2 separate regions of the Homo sapiens genome follow, and region 1 is linked to region 2. A link is an interaction called in ENCODE POLR2A ChIA-PET data of the cell type or tissue named here. Cell type or tissue: HepG2. All regions are shown on one strand. Each heading gives the region's core, and the rest is flanking DNA. Links, peaks and the distances in the headings are about the cores only. Region 1 overlaps LOC124900165. Region 2 has its middle 23 kb from the start of LINC01396.

Region 1 (2,909 bases), core at 213-2,712, 180 kb after region 2:
TGAGATGGCTAGCTTTGTTGGACTCTTGTCCAGACGTGAGATTTGAAAAATTGGGTGAATGTGGCACAGACAAGCCTTGAGGCCCACCACTCATTTCTCCTTCCTGGGCACATCCTGGCCAGCGTTTCCCAGCCTCCTGTGCAGTTAGACTGGAGACCATAGCACTGAGTTATGGCCAAAGGAATATGGCAGAGGGGTGAAAGCCACTCAGCTGTGGTGGTCTTTAAAAAGCATCCTGGCTGATCCTCACTTTCCCTGCACCTTCCAAAGTGACCTTGGCAGCCATGTGTTTAGGACAATGATGACAATGATGTCCCAAGATGGAAGAAGCCTGGACCCCCAAGTCACCACTTGCAGGAGAGCACTGACGTGTGACACAAACGAGGAATATACTTTCGGTGTGTCAAGTCCCTGAGATGTCTGTTAATTTGTCACCTTGGCATGGCCTAGCCTCCCCTGACTAATGCAACTACTCCACAAATGAGTCACGTCTGCTAAGAAGGAGCCTCACCTGCCGGCAGGGTTCAGACTCCCAGCCCAGTGCTCTTTGCAGCACACAACCTCTTTCAGTGTTATCCAGTTTTTTCAATGGAATGTGGAGACAGGTGACACCTTCCCCTGTCCTCAAGCACCTCATAGTCTAATGGGGGAGGCTGACAAAGCAAAGGTTTGGGCACAGGGACACAGGTGAACTGAAAGTCAGAGTCATGGCCACATGTGGGACAGGCAAGTTATAAGTGACAAACCAAAAGGAGAAAAAAACAGCCCAAATACTTGGGTTTTGGAGTCACACAAATCTGTGTTCAGTTCCTCCCTTGGCCACCTGAACAACTCACATCAGGTCCCAGGCCTCAGTTTCCTCATCTGTAAAACAGGAAAATAATAATTACTAATAATACATACATCCATCACTCTCTGTTTGCCGGAAGAGCTGAAGGAGATGTATAAAGCTCTGTAAGTTCTATAGTTCTGCATGCCACCTTTGTAATTTTATGTCTCAACTATCTCCCAGCTTAGAGTGCAGGAACCAGGCCAAGCGTTAAGGAGCAAGAGATGGATTTTCCCTGAGGAATGAAGAGAACAAACTGTGCTCCATTGGTTTCCTTTCTTTTTCTTTCTTTTTCTTTTTCTTTTTTTTTTTTTTTTTTTGAGACAGAGTCTCACTCTGTCACCCAGGCTGGAGTGCAATGGCGTGATCTCGGCTCACTGCAACTTCCTCCTCCTGGGTTTAAGCAATTCTCCTGCCGCAGCCTCCCGAGTAGCTGGGATTACAGGCGCCTGCCACCACGCCCAGCTAATTTTTGTATTTTTAGTAGAGAGAGGGTTTCACCATGTTGGCCAGGCTGTTCTCGAACTCCTGACCTTAGGTGATCCACCTACCTTGGCCTCCCAAAGTTCAAGGATTACAGGCGTGAGCCACTGTGCCCAGTCTCCATCAGTTTTTCAAAAGTAGATGTGGTGATCTCCATTTTATACATAAAGGAACTCTGGCTCAGAAAGGTCCACTCAGCCGAGTGACAGTTGATAAAGGAAGGAGCAGAGATTCAAACCTGACGCTCCTGCTTCCAGCTCAAGGCGTTTCTGCCAGTTGCCCATCTTCCAGGTAGGAGTGTCTGAAGCCCATATCGGAGGTGCTGATGGGGGCGATAGGATCTCTGTGCTCCCCACATATCCCCCTAGGTCCAGATCAGAGAAAGCTCTTGGAAATGCTGGTCCCAGCTCCCTTTGGCTTCATCTCACTCCCTGCACTCCAGCACATCTGCCTCCCTGCTCTTCCTCCAATATTCCAGGTACACGCCCACCTCAGGGTCTTCGCACTTGCTGAGTCCCTGCCTGGAATGTTCTTCCGCCAGATAACCTCTGGGCTCACCCTCTCACTTCATTCCTAGCTCTGCACAGATGTCACCTTCCAGAGAGGGGACTTCCCCGTCTAAAAGAGCACCCCTTGTTCTCTGGCCCTCACCTGCTTTGTTTCTCTTCGTAGCACTTACTACTGTCTCTTACATGGCAGTCATTGTGGGTTTGGTTTGCTTTCTTCTTCCCTTTCCTGCCATTTCAAATAATGGAGTAGAGAATCGTGGTCTTAGATACACTGTTTCCCTAATATCTAAACCAGTGCCTGTCATGTGGCAGATATGCAGTAAACATTTTCTGAGTGAATGAATAGATGAAATAAAGAATGAGTGAACAACTGAGAAAGGATCTCGTTAGACACGTTCCGAGTTGCCGTCCCTGGCTCTAGCTGGCCTCTGTTTGAAAGAAAACCAGCTTGGGAGGCCGAGGCAGGCGGATCACGAAGTCAGGAGATCGAGACCATCCTGGCTAACACGGTGAAACCCCGTCTCTGCTAAAAACACAAAAAATTAGCCGGGCGTGGTGGCGGATGCCTGTAGTCCCAGCTACTCGGGAGGCTGAGGCAGGAGAATGGCGTGAACCCGGGAGGCGGAGCTTGCAGTGAGCCGAGATCGCGCCACTGCACTCCAGCCTGGGCAACAGAGCGAGACTCCATCTCAAAAAAAAAAAAAAAAAAACAAAAAACAAAAAAAAAAAACCAGCAACTCATCCTCTCTCTGTGTCGTGAATGCACTGGGCCTCCTGGCAGACTCCACCCCATTGCCTCTGGCTGGTGGGTCCTGGCTACATCTGATGTCTCACTCCAACTAAGCTGCTTAATTCTCATCTCTTATTGCATAAAATTAATTCCCCAAAGTGCCAAGAAGTCCCCCGTGTTGAAGAAACTAGATGGGCATTTTGTTTGGACTTAAGCGCACTAGAAGCATTATTTTACATTATCTGCAGCTTGAAAGGAGAAAACCTAGATTCAGGGATCCAAGATTTTCTGAGAGGAGCTTAAACCATGCATATAGCAATTGATTCAAGGCTGGTGAATCTGGTTACAATATAAATGA
Region 2 (2,909 bases), core at 269-2,768:
TATAAGTCTGTAAAGTCAAAAACAAGTTAGTTACCTCCAAGATATTTGTATAATGGGGTACAGGCATTGGGTAAATCCACTCATTCCAAAAGGGAGAAATCCGCCAAAACAAAGAGATTTTAGGCCCCATACAGGGGAGTAGTTGAATATTAAATAAATAGTAAATAAAAAATATATGTTAAATACTTCCCAGCAGGGCAGTAATTAAATATTAAACCTCCAAAATAATATTTTTTGACTCAATTCTTTCACATCCAGGCCACACTGATGCAAGAGGTGGGCTCCCAGGGCCTAGGGGACCTCCACCCCTGTGGCTCCACAGGGTACAGCCCCCAAGGCTGCTTTCATGGGCTGGTGTTGAGTGCCTGTGGCTTTTCCAGGCACACGGTGCAAGCTGTCAGTGGACCTATCATTCTGGGGTCTGGAGGACAGTGGCCCTCTTCTCACAGCTGCACTAGGCAGTGCCCCAGTGGGGACTTTGTGTGGGGGCTCCAACCCTGCATTTCTCCCGCTGCACTGCCCTAGTACAGGTTCTCCACGAGGGCTCTGCCCTGAAGCAGACGTCTGCCTGGACGTCGGGGTGTTTTCATTCTCTGAAATCTAGGTGGAGGCTCTCAAGCCTCAACTCTTGCCCTCTGTGTACCTGCAGGCTTAACACCAGGGCTTCTTACAGTTTGCACCCCCTGGAGCAGCCACCTGAGATATAACTGGGGTCCTTTTAGCCGCAGCTGGAGCTGGAGTGGCTGGACACAGGAAGCAGTGTCCTGAGGAGGTTGCACAGGTTTTTGTGGACTGGGCCCACAAAAACCATTCTTCCCTCCTAGGCCTCCAGTCCTGTGATGGCAGAGGCTGCCATGAAGGTCTCTGAAATGCCTTTGAGGCATTTTCCCCATTGTCTTGGCTAGTAACATTCAGCTCCTCTTTAGTTATGAAAATTTCTGTAGCCAACTTGAAAACCCCCCAGAAAATGGGTTTTTCTTTTCTACCACATGGTCAGGCTGCAAATTTTCTAAACTTTTATGCTCTGTGTTCCTTTTAAATATAGTTTCCAGTTTCAGATGATCTCTTTGCTCACACATATGATCATACACTGTTAGAAGCAACCAGGCCATATCTTGAACACTTTGCTGCTTAGAAATTTTTTCTGCCATATTCCCCAAGTCATCTCTCTGAAGTTCAAAGTTCCACAGATCTCTAGGGCAGGGGCACAATGCCTTCCTCTTTGCTAACACATAACAAAAGTGACCTTTGCTCCAGTTCCTCATCTCTATCTGAGACCATCTCAGCCTGGACTTCACTCTCCATATTACTGTCAGCATTCTTGTCACAACAATTCAACAAGTCTCTAGGAAGTTCCAAACTTTCCCTCACCTTCCTTCTTCTTCTGAGCCCTCCACACTGTTCCAACCTCTGCCCATTACCCAGTTTCAAAGCTGTTTCCACATTTTCAGGTATCTTTATACAATCCCAGCACCAATTTTCTGTATCAGTCCATTCTCATATTGCTATAAGGAACTACCTGAGTCTGGGTAATTTATGAAGAAAAGAGGTTTAATTGACTCACAACTCTACATGCTGTGCAGGAAGCATGGCTGGGGAAGCCTCAGGAAACTTACAATCATGATGGAAGGTGAAGAGGACACAGGTGCATCTTCACATGGTGGAGCAGGAGAGAGAGAGAAAAGTGGGAAGTGCTACACACTTAAACAGGCAGATCTCATGAGAACTCACTTATTATGACAAGAACAGCAAGGGGGAAGTCTGCCCCTATGATTCAGTCACCTCCCACCGGGCCCTTCCTCCAACATTGAGGATTACAATTCCACATGAGATTGGGGTAGGGACACAGAGCCAAATCGTATCAGGTGCTGGTATCTCTATTTTGCAGATGAGAAAACCAGGCTCAAGAGATTAGGTGACTGGCCCAAGGTCATATAGCCAGAGAGTGACAGAGCTGGAGTTTGAACCCTGATAGTGTGGTCCCAGAGACCCCATGCTTGAGCTCTGCATGGGGCTTTGCACAGGAGTGCCCCAGGGCTGCATAGCAAACCTACGAGGTGGAAGGTGTTATTGTGTCCATGGTCAACACTAGTGCCTGAGATTCAGAGAGGTTGAGTGACTTTGCTCAAGGTCACAGAGCTAGCCAGGGATTCCACATAGGTCACGTCATGCTGATGTAAAACCTGAGCTCTTGGTACTGGGCAGGGGCCTGGCAGTGAACACTAACTGCTGGCCATTATTGTTAGGAAATATTATCCACGTTGCTTTTTCATCAGCTTTAAGGAAATAGTCATCAAACTGCTTGGCCTTTTGGCTTCCCAGCTATTCTCTAAGATTTCACCTTCACCAAGGCCTCTGTGGCTGGGGTGCAGCAGGACAGCGAGTTAAGGTGCTTAATGCGCAGAGAACCCTCAGCTAAGCAACCTGGGGTGGAATTATCCCCACTCTGGCCTGGCACGCCTGGAGCCTGTCCACAGCCAACAGTCAGCTGCCCGCCCTCGCCGCCTCCCGCCCTCCAGCAGAGTTGTCACAGCAACCGCTTGGGCATCTCATAGGCGTCTCCTTCAATAATCTGGGCCTCTGATCTCCGGCAGGCCTGTAATGAAGGGACAGTTTGTTAGTGCTGACATAAACATTGGGGAACTCGAGCCGCCTATTTCATGTCATTTAAGAAGTCAGCTCAAGCCTGCCGACAGCCGAGCAAACTGTGAAGATATTTATTTGTTGAGCTTCCTATGGTGAAAACCAATGTTTATGAGGCCAGTTTTTTTGTAGTCATTGATTTCTTTTTTTTGTAAGGAAAGAACAATATCTCAGAACATGATCATGTGCAATTTTCTTTCCTTCACTCAACCTGTGGCTAAAGCAAGTGGAATAACAGTGCCTGATCATGAACAGAGGAGATGCCA

Evidence for each region. Peaks named below come from ENCODE experiments on the same cell type or tissue, not always from the same donor. Only the 100,000 strongest peaks of a DNase experiment are listed, where the experiment ranks them.
Region 1: POLR2A ChIA-PET joins it to region 2 with 6 read pairs; 2 of 35 experiments call an interaction of 5 or more read pairs at or near these places.

The regions. Positions count from the first base shown.
Region 1 is chr4:4,635,493-4,638,401 of GRCh38, reverse strand. The region is part of intron 3 of LOC124900165; the gene reads right to left. All of the region lies in intron 2 of STX18-AS1 (STX18 antisense RNA 1 (head to head)), which reads right to left. Among named protein-coding and RNA genes, the nearest start is that of SNORD162, 27 kb to the left of the region's middle. In HepG2, for the core only: no CTCF peak of the experiment used is centred there; no DNase peak of the experiment used is centred there.
Region 2 is chr4:4,820,093-4,823,001 of GRCh38, reverse strand. No RefSeq gene overlaps it. Among named protein-coding and RNA genes, the nearest start is that of LINC01396, 23 kb to the left of the region's middle. In HepG2, for the core only: no CTCF peak of the experiment used is centred there; a DNase peak (open chromatin) is centred at 1,241.